2 separate regions of the Homo sapiens genome follow, and region 1 is linked to region 2. Evidence: read pairs that join two places in POLR2A ChIA-PET (ENCODE). Cell type or tissue: Caco-2. All regions are shown on one strand. Links, peaks and the distances in the headings refer to the core of each region. The heading gives the core; the rest is flanking DNA.

What was found. ChIA-PET counts read pairs that join two places held together with the same protein. Peaks named below come from ENCODE experiments on the same cell type or tissue, not always from the same donor. Only the 100,000 strongest peaks of a DNase experiment are listed, where the experiment ranks them.
Region 1: POLR2A ChIA-PET joins it to region 2 with 11 read pairs; 12 of 35 experiments call an interaction of 5 or more read pairs at or near these places.

Annotation. Positions count from the first base shown.
Region 1 is chr19:45,613,785-45,619,149 of GRCh38, reverse strand. EML2 (EMAP like 2) reads left to right here. Exons shown (of 19, transcript NM_012155.4): 12 at 1-90; 13 at 1,453-1,520; 14 at 2,297-2,385; 15 at 2,592-2,689; 16 at 3,261-3,348; 17 at 4,450-4,545. Among named protein-coding and RNA genes, the nearest start is that of GPR4, 14 kb to the right of the region's middle. RefSeq lists enhancers at 1,365-2,202, 2,203-3,041 and a silencer at 2,855-3,104. In Caco-2, for the core only: no CTCF peak of the experiment used is centred there; DNase peaks (open chromatin) are centred at 2,356, 2,969 and 4,734.
Region 2 is chr19:45,674,373-45,679,737 of GRCh38, reverse strand. GIPR (gastric inhibitory polypeptide receptor) reads right to left here. Exons shown (of 14, transcript NM_000164.4): 7 at 4,912-5,056; 8 at 2,630-2,789; 9 at 2,355-2,415; 10 at 1,959-2,028; 11 at 1,744-1,832; 12 at 1,512-1,650. It overlaps MIR642A (microRNA 642a), which reads right to left and starts at 4,810; the gene lies at 4,714-4,810. MIR642B (microRNA 642b) reads left to right here and starts at 4,730; the gene lies at 4,730-4,806. RefSeq lists silencers at 2,288-2,547, 2,578-2,677. In Caco-2, for the core only: a CTCF peak has its summit at 1,585; DNase peaks (open chromatin) are centred at 1,607 and 2,207; H3K4me3 peaks cover 1,943 bases.

The DNA of each region.
Region 1 (5,365 bases), core at 251-5,250, 61 kb after region 2:
CGGGCCCAGTTTGTGACCTGCGGGCAGGATAAGCTGGTGCATCTATGGAGCTCAGATTCCCACCAGCCCCTGTGGAGCAGGATCATCGAGGTAAGGGGCCCGGGGACTGGAAAAGCACCATTCTAACAGAACTACCTTTCCCCCTGTGTCAGGGCTCAGCACATTAGACTGAAACCAAACAAGGTCTTTTTTTTTTTTTCTTCGAGGTGGAGTCTCGCTCTGTCACCCAGGCTGGAGGGCAATGGCACGATCTCGGCTCACTGCAACCTCCGCCTCCCGGGTTCAAGTGATTCTTCTGCCTCAGCCTCCCGAGTAGCTGGGATTACAGGTGCACACCACCATGTCCAGCTAATTTATGTATCTTTAATAGAGACAGGGTTTCACCATGTTGGTCAGGCTGGTCTCGAACTCCTGACCTCGTGATCCGCCCGCCTCGGCCTCTCAAAGTGCTGGGATTACAGATGCCAGCCACCAAGCCTGGCCCAAACAAGGTCTTTTTAAGCAGGGTGGGGGTTTCATCTAGGGAACTGGGTGCTTAGAAGCTCTCTCAGAAGGGTTGGAGGAGTAGGTTCTTGACTGGAAGGGAGCCCAGGACGACACCGAACCATCCTGTCAGGGGTGCCGCCATGAGGAGGGGGGAGTCAGGAGCCGCTGAGTTCAAGGAAGGTGTGACCGCTGCAACAGTCAAGTGTAGAGCTACACTGTCCCATAGGGTAACCACTGGCCACACATGGCTATTCACAATTAATTAAAATGTAAACAGAATAAAAATTTCAGCTGGGTGTGGTGGCTGACACCTGTAATCCCAGCACTTGGGAGGCTGAGGCAGGTAGATTGTGTGAATCCAGGAGTTTGAGACCAGCCTGGGCAACATGGCAAAACCCCATCTTTACAAAAAATGAAAAAAAAAAAACAAAAATTAGCCGGGCGTGGTGGTGGGCGCCTGTAATGTCAGCTACTTGGGAGGCTGAGCCAGGAGAATCGCTTGAACCCAGGAGGCGGAGGTTGTAGTGAGCTGAGACCGTGCCACTGCACTCCAGCCTGGGCAACAGAGTGAAACTCCATCTCAAAAAAATAAATAAAAATTTAAAAAATAAAAAACAAAAATAAAGTCTTAAAATTCTAGATGCCCTTTGTCCCAGCATTCCCACATCTAGGAAATTATCTAAAGAAGTCGTCTTGGATGAATAAAGCTGTGGGAATTTAGAAGAGGAGTAAGGAGGGATCCCGGGACAGGAGTGACAGGAGGAATGGTTTCTGTTCAGGTTAACATGCTACAGAAATGTAAAGAGGAATGGCTGCCATGGTGTCTGGGGTGGGGGTGTCCCAAAGGGCAGCAGAGGGAGGGGAGAGCCCTCATGCAAAGATTAGACTTGGCCCTGAGGCAAGAGAATGTCCAGATGGACATGGGACCCCAGCTCTGAGCCCTGCCTCTTCTCTCTCCCTTCTCAGGACCCTGCCCGCTCAGCCGGCTTCCACCCCAGTGGCTCTGTCCTGGCTGTGGGTACAGTGACTGGCAGGTAAAGCTGAGGAGAGCATTTCGGGAGGCCTTCTCTGCTCCCTGGGGAACTGGCCCTTCTTCCCTCTTTCCTACTTTCCCAAATCCCACTATTTACCGAGCCCTGATCCCTCAATATTCCTCTGGCTCACTGCAGCCTCTGCCTCCCAGGTTCAAGCGATTTGCCTGCCTCAGCCTCCCGAGTAGCTGGGATTACAGGCGCCCACCACTATGCCTGGCTAATTTTTTTTTATTTTTAGTAGAGACGGGGTTTCACCATGTTGGCCAGGCTGGTCTCGAACTCCTGACCTCAAGTGATTCACCTGCCTCAGCCTCTCAAAGTGCTAGGATTACAGGCGTGAGCCACCGCCACTGTACCTGGCCTTGTTTTGTTTTGTTTTTTGGGGGGACAGAGTCTTGCTCTGTCGCCCAGACTGGAGTCCGGTGGCGCGATCTCAGCTCACTGCAACCTCTGCCTCCCGGGTTCAAGCAATTCTCGTGCCTCAGCCTCCTAAGTAGCTGGGATTACAGGCACGTGCCACCACGCCTGGCTAATTTTTGTATTTTTAGTAGAGACGGGGTTTTGCTATGTTGACCAGGCTGATTTCGAACTCTTGACCTCAAGTGATCCACCCGCCTCGGCCTCCCAGCGTGCTGGGATTATAGGCCTGAGCCACCGTGCCCAGCCCAGGTCACTTCTGGGGTCCCTCTGATCCCTCCCTTAGACCCCACAGATTGCGGCCTCTCTCTGTCAGATCAGCTCACCCCTCCTCCCCCCACCACGCCCTCTCCTTCAAGATGGCTGCTGCTGGACACGGAGACCCATGACCTGGTGGCTATCCACACAGACGGCAATGAACAGATCTCAGTGGTCAGCTTCTCCCCAGGTAAGCGGCAGGCCTGGGACACCCAAGCGGCAGGGCCAGGGGACAGAGGCTCAGAGCTCTTGGCAGGGGGAGGGGTGGAGCCTGCGAAGCGAGGCCTAGGAGGGATGCAGTGGGGATGGAGCTGGGGACTGTTGAGGGGGCTGAGTCTGGGCGAGGAGGGGATGGAGCCTGGGTGCCTCCTCATAGCCCCCCTCCCCCTCCCCCAGACGGGGCGTACCTGGCCGTGGGCTCCCACGACAACTTGGTGTACGTGTACACGGTGGACCAGGGCGGCCGCAAGGTCAGCCGCCTGGGCAAGTGCTCGGTGAGTGGGCAGTGGCCCCCAGCCCGCGCCGCCACCCCGCCCAGGGGGTGCAAAATTAACCAATTTTCTACCTCAAGGGAGCGCAGCTTCAACACTCAACTGATTCTGCCCTGATCAGAGCAAGGAGTCTTGGCCACGTCCACACATTCACCACCTCGTGTGTTCTAAGCCCGCCCCTTTGTGTAGCCCCGCCCCCACGTGCTAAGCCCATCTGTGTAGCCCCGCCCCTCACGTTCCGAGACCGCCCCTCACGTTCCGAGACCGCCCCTCTGTGTAGCCCCGCCCCTCAACATTCAAAGCCAGCTCCTCCGTGTCTAGCCCTGCCCACCTGTTCTAAACTCCCATTGTGTTCTAAGTGCTTTTTGTCTAGCCCTGCCCATCACAGTCTGGCCCCGCCCACAGTATTCTGGCCCTGCCCCCATACTCCAAAGGCCTGTGTATCCTTCCTTTAGTCCCCTTGTGTTCTCGCCCTACCTCTGTATTTGACTTCCACTTTCCTGATTTAATCCTGTCCCCCTCTCCTTGGTTCCGCCCTCTGCAGCTCTAACACCATCCCTTCCCTCCCCCGCAGGGCCATTCCAGTTTTATCACCCACCTGGATTGGGCCCAGGACAGCAGCTGCTTTGTCACCAACTCCGGGGACTATGAGATTCTGTACTGTGAGTTCTCCGGGACCCAGAGACATTACTTCCTCCGTCTCATTTGCAGACTTCCCTGAGTTCTGGGAGGGGAGGGAGGGGCTTCAAGCCTCGCTCCCTTGGTATTCAAGGCTGGTTCTGATTTGGAATTTAGGGACCGCTGGCTTCTCATTTTCTCCCTGGTATACCCCACTTTTAGTCAACTCCTCCCCTTTCCGGTCGGATGGGTAGGATGCAGGTTTCTTTTTTTACATTTTTAAATTTTTAATTATTATTATTATTATTATTATTATTATTATTATTTTGAGACGGAGTCTTGCTCTGTCCCCCAGGCTGGAGTGCAGTGGCGCGATCTCGGCTCACTGCAAGCTCCGCCTCCCAGGTTCAAGTGATTCTTCTGCCTCAGCCTCCTGAGTAGCTGGGATTACAGGAGCACACCACCATGCCCGGCTAATATTTGTATTTGTATTTTTTTTTTTTTGAGATGGGAGTTTCCCTCTTGTCTCCTAGGCTGGAGTGCAATGGCACGATGTCGGCTCACTGCAGCCTCCGCCTCCCAGGTTCAAGCGATTCTCTTGCCTCAGGCTCCTGAGTAGCTGGGATTCCAGGTGTCCACCACCACGCCCAGCTAATTTTTAAAATATTGTTAGTAGAGACAGGGTTTCGCCATGTTGACCAGGTTGGTCTTAAACTCCTGACCTCAGGTGATCCGCCTGCCTTGGCTTCCCAAAATGCTGGGATTACAGGCATGAGCCACCACACCTGGTCTAATTTTTGTATTTTTAGTAGAGATGGGGTTTCACCATCTTGGCCAGGCTGGTCTCGAACTCCTGACCTCAGGTGATCCAGCCAGATGCTGTGGCTCATGCTGCCTCCTGGGATTACAGACGTGAGCCACCATGCCCGGCCAGATGCGGGTTTAAAAGTAGATGCTCCTGCTTACGCTGCGGGCTGTGAAGACCCCAGCATGTGATGCCTTCTCAGCCAGTCCTGACAGGTAGAATGAGCCCTGGGACCTTAGCCTCCTCTGTCTTGGACCTCAGCTCCGATTGTCTAAGAAAGGGATGGGTTTACTGGGTAGTTCTTCCAACTCTGAATGTCTCCTCCCATTTTCTGCCCCAGGGGACCCGGCTACCTGTAAGCAGATCACCAGTGCGGATGCTGTGAGGAACATGGAATGGGCCACAGCTACTTGTGTCCTAGGGTTTGGGGTGTTTGGTGAGTTCTGGAATGAGAGAGGTCTCACTGAGGACAGTAGTTCTGAGAGACATCCCCGCTGGTGGTTTCCAGAGTCTTACTGCTTACCTCCAGTGTGGGAAGCTCACTGCTTTACTGCATGTGGGCTGTATTTGTGTAAGAGGAAAGGGTAGGGTGAGATGACTCATTAGAGCTGTAATAAAATGAAACCAAATGGGCGTGGTAACTGGCCAGGAGAGATCCACACTGCCGGTGCCCTAGCCACCCATTCATTCAGGCACGAATGAAGCAAACACATATTCCCTGAGCAGTTCTGTGCCTGCCGTGGGCTTGGCAGTGACCATGACTGACGGCCCTGCTCTCCTGTGGCTCTCAGTCCAGTGGGGGAGGCAGACTTGTCCCCAGACAGTGATGACCCAGAGTGAGCAGGTCTGAGACAGGGAAACCCAGGGTGGGGCATCTGGCCTACTCTTGGAGGGAATCAGGGAGGGCTTCCTGGAGGAAGAGACATCTGAGCTAGGACCTGGAGGATGAGGAGTTACTTTCCAGGGCAGTGAAGAAGGAAAGCAGTCTCTTGGCAAAGGGAATAGTACATACAAAAGCCCACGCGTGACACAGAACTTGGCATTTGGAGAAATGCAGGGAGGCAGGGTGGCCAAATCATTACAGAGTTTAACAGGAGCACTGATGAGGGATGAGGCTGGAGCAGTGCATGGGGCCTGCTGAGCCTTAGAACCACAGGCTTTCTTCTAAGATCACCAGGGAGCCATGGAAGGGTTTTAAGCAGAGCAGGGGCAGGCTCGGATTCACATTTTAAGGTAATTCTGACTCATATCCTCGG
Region 2 (5,365 bases), core at 185-5,184:
CCACTTAGGAGGCTGAAGCAGGAGGATTGCTTTGGACCAGGAGTCCAAGGCTGCAGTGAGCTAGGATCACACCCCTGCACTGGATCCAGCCTGGACAACAGAGGGAGACCTCATCTCTAAAAAAATAAAAATAAATAAAACAGTAACCCCCATCCCTCAGTGGACACTCCTCATCTCTTTTCTTGCTTTATTCTCCCTCTAGGCACATCTCACCATCTGACATTCTATATGCTTTCCTTTTTTTTTTTTTTTTTCTTGAGACATGATCTCCCTCTGTGGCCAGGCTGGAGTGCAGTGGCGTGATCTCGGCTCACTGCAACCTCCACCTCCCGGGTTCAATCGATTCTCCGACCTCAGCCTCCTGAGTAGCTGGGATTACAGGCGGCCGCCACCACATCCAGCTAATTTTTCTATTTTTTTAGTAGAGACAGGGTTTCACCATATTGGTCAGGCTGGTCTTGAACTCTTGACCTCAGGTGATCCGCCTGCCTCGGCCTCCCAAAATGCTGGGATTACAGGTGTGAGCCACTGCGCCCAGCTGTATGCCTTACTTCTATAGTGTGTTTAGTGTGTCTTTCCCACTGGAGGGTAGGGACCATTTGGTTCTTGGCTGTATTCCTGTGATAAGCCTGGAGGAGTGCTTAGCATATACACATGCTCAGTAATTTTTTGCTGAATTTAATGAATGAACAGCCTTGTCCACTGAGACTAGTATTTTCCCCACTTTAGAGATGAGAAAACAGGCCGAATGAGGTGAAGCAGGTTGGGGACTCAGGTAAACCAAGCAAGTGTAAGGTGGGCCTTCAATTTTGGAATGAATCTTTCCTTAGATTCTGCACGTTGGCACCTCACTTACCTCTCCCTACCCTCAACCCTGAGGTGAAGGCCACACAGCTGGCAAACAGCTAGAAAGTGACAGAACCTGAATTTGGCCTCAGCTGTGTCCAGCTTCGAAGCCCTCACTCTTCACTAGCAGGCAGCACTGCTGGGGCCGCCAATCTCCTGTCCTGGTCCCTGCTGCTCCCCACAGCCCAGGACAGTCCTAGCTCAGTATTTTGTATCGAATGAATGAACGGGCTGGGCGCCATGGCTCACGCCTGTAATCCCAGCACTTTGGGAGGCCGAGGCGGGTGGACTACCCAAGGTTAGGAGTTGGAGACCAGCCTGGCCAACATGGTGAAACCCCGCCTCTACTAAAAATACAAAATTAGCCAGGTGTTGTCGCACATTCCTGTAATCCCAGCTACTCTAGAGGCTGAGGCAGGAGAATCGCTTGAACCCGGGAGTCAGAGGCTGCAATGAACCGAGATCGCGCCACTGTACTCCAGCCTGGGCGACAGGGCGAGAATCCGTCTCAAAAAAAAAAAAGAATGAATTAATTAATGAACGAACTAAATCCCATCTTCCCACCCCATTCAGTGGCTGCACCAGAGAACGACTGTAGCTTTCGTGCCCCTCTGGGGAGGAGGCCCTGGGTGGAAGGATGGAGCCCCTGCACCCTGCCTGAGCACCTGGAAGGAGCTGAGGAAGATCTCAAAGCCGAGCTTGGCGAAGCGCAGGGCGCCCCGGGCCTGTTCCTCTGTCACGGGAGCAAACACCACCTCGTGGACACCCAGCAGGGGCACCAGCGTCAGCGTGGAGCGAGCCAGCCTGGGGAGAGAGGGCGGCAGCAGTGATCCCGCAGCCCTGGTTCCCCATCTCGCACCCGGCCCCTTCCCCTCGGTCCCCAACGCATGCCCTCACCTCAGCCGGTAATCCCGGCAGCGCATTTGCCGTGTCCTCAGCTTGGACAGGAGAATGCCAAGAATGCGGATAAAAATGAGGAAATTAATCTGTGGGGAGAGATAAGGGCTGAGCCAGCCGCGATCCCATTCTGAAGGGGCAGGAGGAGGTGGCAGCCCACTTCCCAGAATGGGAAATCCCTGAGGGCGGCCTGGTGGAGGCGGGACCGATCCTACCAAGATGGTCATGAGGATGGGGGTCCGTATAATCCACCAAATGGCCTTGACTTCGTTGCGCTCCCAGCACCTGGGGAAGGCGGAGTAGAGCTAAGAGATAGAAAAACTCTAGACTCACCGATCACCAAGCTCATTTGCTCGCTAGGCCCCGCCCACCGCACTTGAGACCACACACATTCTCTAAGGTCCCGCCCATTACGATCCAGGCCCCACCCCCTCCCCTTGCCGATTGCCCTGGAACACAACCTTTCCTAGCTCCCCATTACTTCGGATCCCGCCCACGTATCCCCAGCACCGAATAGCCTTCCGACCCTGCCCACATGTCCATCACAACCCGCCACAGTCCCTCAAAGCCCCGCCCACCTCCCACGCCCCGCCCCAGACCCTGCAACTCACTGCGTGTTCTCGTACAGGTACCTGACGATCACCCAGGGAATGACGAAAAGCGCGGGGGCCCCTGTGCAGACCCCGACCCCGCCCCCCCACCCCGCCGCAGCTGTCAGCGCGCTCACGGGCCCCGCCAGGCCCAAGACCCGCGGAATTCCTCTGTCGGGGTGGGGAAGGCAGAAGCCTAGAGACGGGAGGAGACCCGCAGAGGCCAACCAGCAGGGCAGTTGGGGGAGCCGAGGAGAGGCGCGCTGGGTTGGGCGGGGGACGGGATCGGAGCTCACCCCAGCCGAGGAGCAGGTAGTAGCGGAAGTGGCCCTCCTCGGAGCCTCCCACGAGCACCAGGAGACTGTGCAGGTAGACGCCCTCCACCAGCAGCCACGTGTAGTTGGCACCCACGCAGTACTGGGTCACGATCTGGGCCGTGCGGCAGGCAGCGAGGGCCTAGGGAGGGGCCAGACCGGTAGAGGGGTAGTCAGCGCTGCCCGGGTGTCTCCCAGTCTCCCCCAGCTTTGATCGCCCTTCCACCCCGTCTCTTGCCATCAAAGGTTCTTCCACTCTGTGTCCCCAGTGAATGGTATCTGTGATTGGTTTCTCTCACCCTATTCCCTTTCCCTGTATGGACTCTCCCACTCTGAACCCCTTAACAATTGGTATCTGGTAGGGCGCGGTGGCTCACGCCTGTAATCCCAGCACTTTAGGAGGCCGAGGTGGGCGGATCACCTGAAGTCAGGAGTTGGTGACCAGCCTGGCCAACATGGTGAAACCCTGTCTCTGCTAAAAATACAAAAATTAGCCAGGTGTGGTGGCAGGCGCCTGTAATCCCAGCTACTCGGGAAGCTGATGCAGGAGAATCGCTTGAACCCGGGAGGTGGAGGTTGCGGTGAGCCGAGATTGCACCACTGCACTCCAGCCTGAGCGACAGAGGGAGACTCCGTCTCAAAAAAAAAAAAAAAAAAAAAAAAATCAGCTTCTTTTTTGAGACTCCATCTCAAAGAAACAAAACAAACAAAAACAAAACAAAAAATAATTGGTATCTTCCATCATTGCCGTCAGTTCCCCCCTAGATCCCCAAAATGTGACCTCTGTCACTGGTCACCCCAGCTCCTTCTAAGAACTGAACTCCCTGCCAGTACCCACATTATGGACTCTCCTGCCCTATGGCTTCCTCTTTTTTTTTTTTTTTTTTTTAGACGGAGCCTTGCTCTGTCGCCCAGGCTGGAGCGCAATGGCACGATCTCGGCTCACTGCAATCTCTGCCTCCCAGGTTCAAGTGATTCTCCTACCTCAGCCTCCTGAGTAGCTGGGACTACAGGCATGTGCCCCATGCCCAGCTAATTTTTGTATTTTTAGTAGAGACGGGGTTTCACTATGTTGGTCAGGCTGGTCTTGAACTCCTGACCTTGTGTCCTGCCTTCCTCGTCCTCCCAAAGTGCTTGGATTACAGGCATGAGCCACTGTGCCTGGCCCCTCTTATTTTATTTTATTTCATTTTATTTTTTTGAAACAGGGTCTCAATCTTTCGCCAGATTGCACTGGCACTATCACAGCATCACAGCTCACTGCAGCCTCGACCTGATGGACTCAAGTGATCCTACCATCTCAGCCTCCCAAGTAGCTGGGAGTACAGGCGAGGGCCGCCATGCCTGGCTAATTTTTGTATGTTTTTGTAGAGGTGGGGTTTTGCTATGTTACCCAGGCTGGTCTTGAACTCCTGGGCAAAAAGCGATCTGCCCACCTCAGCCTCCCAAAGTGCTGGGATTACAGGCATGAGCCACTGCCGGGCCACGCTATGGCTTTTTTTTTTTTTTTTTTTTTGCGATGGAGTCTTGCTCTGTCACCCAGGCTGGAGTGCAGTGGCGCAATCTCAGCTCACTGCAACCTCTGTCTCCTGGGTTCAAGCAATTCTTCTGCCTCAGCCTCCTGAGTAGCTGGGATTACAGGTGTCCGCCACCACACCCAGCTAATTTTTGTATTTTTAGTAGAGACAGGGTTTCACCATATTGGCCAGGCTGATCTTGAACTCCTGGCCTCGTGATCTGCCCGTCTTGGCCTCCCAAAGTGCTGGGATTACAGATGTGAGCCACTGTGCCTGGGTGCGTGCGGCTTCTTAACAATTGGTATGGTCCAACTTTCAACAAGTTAGTTCTTACCACGTCTGCTCCCAGACTCTAGTCTCTCCCACCCTGTCTCCTAGTAACAAACTGGCACCTGCCACATCCCCACCCCCACTTACTTTCTCGTATCCTGCCATGCCTCACCGCCAGCAGGTGGATTCTCTCATTGGTGAAAAAGTTCAATGATGGGTGAAATAATGAGGGAGAGGAACGGAAAATTCCAGTATGGGAGTGATAGGCTGGGAGAGTTAAATGATGGCAGAGGCCGAGTTGGGAGGTTCCCTCTCCAAATGTGTCTTGATCCCCCACCCCAAGACACATTTGGAGAGGGACCCTCCCAACTCAGATAAACTGTGGAGAGTGTAGGAGATAGGAAATGGACTGAGAACTTCCTGGTCCCACCAGAGAAGCAAGATTCCCATTTGGAGGAACGGAAGGAGGATGCCCACCTGGTTCCACAGCGCAAGGGCCTGGTCCCCAAGGTAGGGGCCAGGTCGAGGTAGCAGACGGTCTCGGCTGAGAATGGCCGCAGCTCGCAGCATGAAAGACGTGAACAGGTTGATGTGGATATAGTTTCTAGTGCAATGTAGCCGCCTAGGGGAATTTGGAAGGCAGTGTGGGGGCCCCTGGAGAGCTGTCCTCAGCCACACAGAGTTCTATTTTTTTTTTTAAACAGGGTCTCACTCTGTCACCCAGGCTAGAATGCAGTGACACAATCAGGGCTCACTGCAGCCTCAACCTCCTGAGCTCAAGCAATCCTCCTGTCTCAGCGCCCCCCTATAGCTGGTACCACAGGTGCACCACCAGTATGCCTAGCTAATTTTATTTGTCGTAGAGACAAGGTTTCACTATATTGCCCAGCCTGATCTCAAACTCCTGGGCTCAAGCGATCCTCCTGCCTTG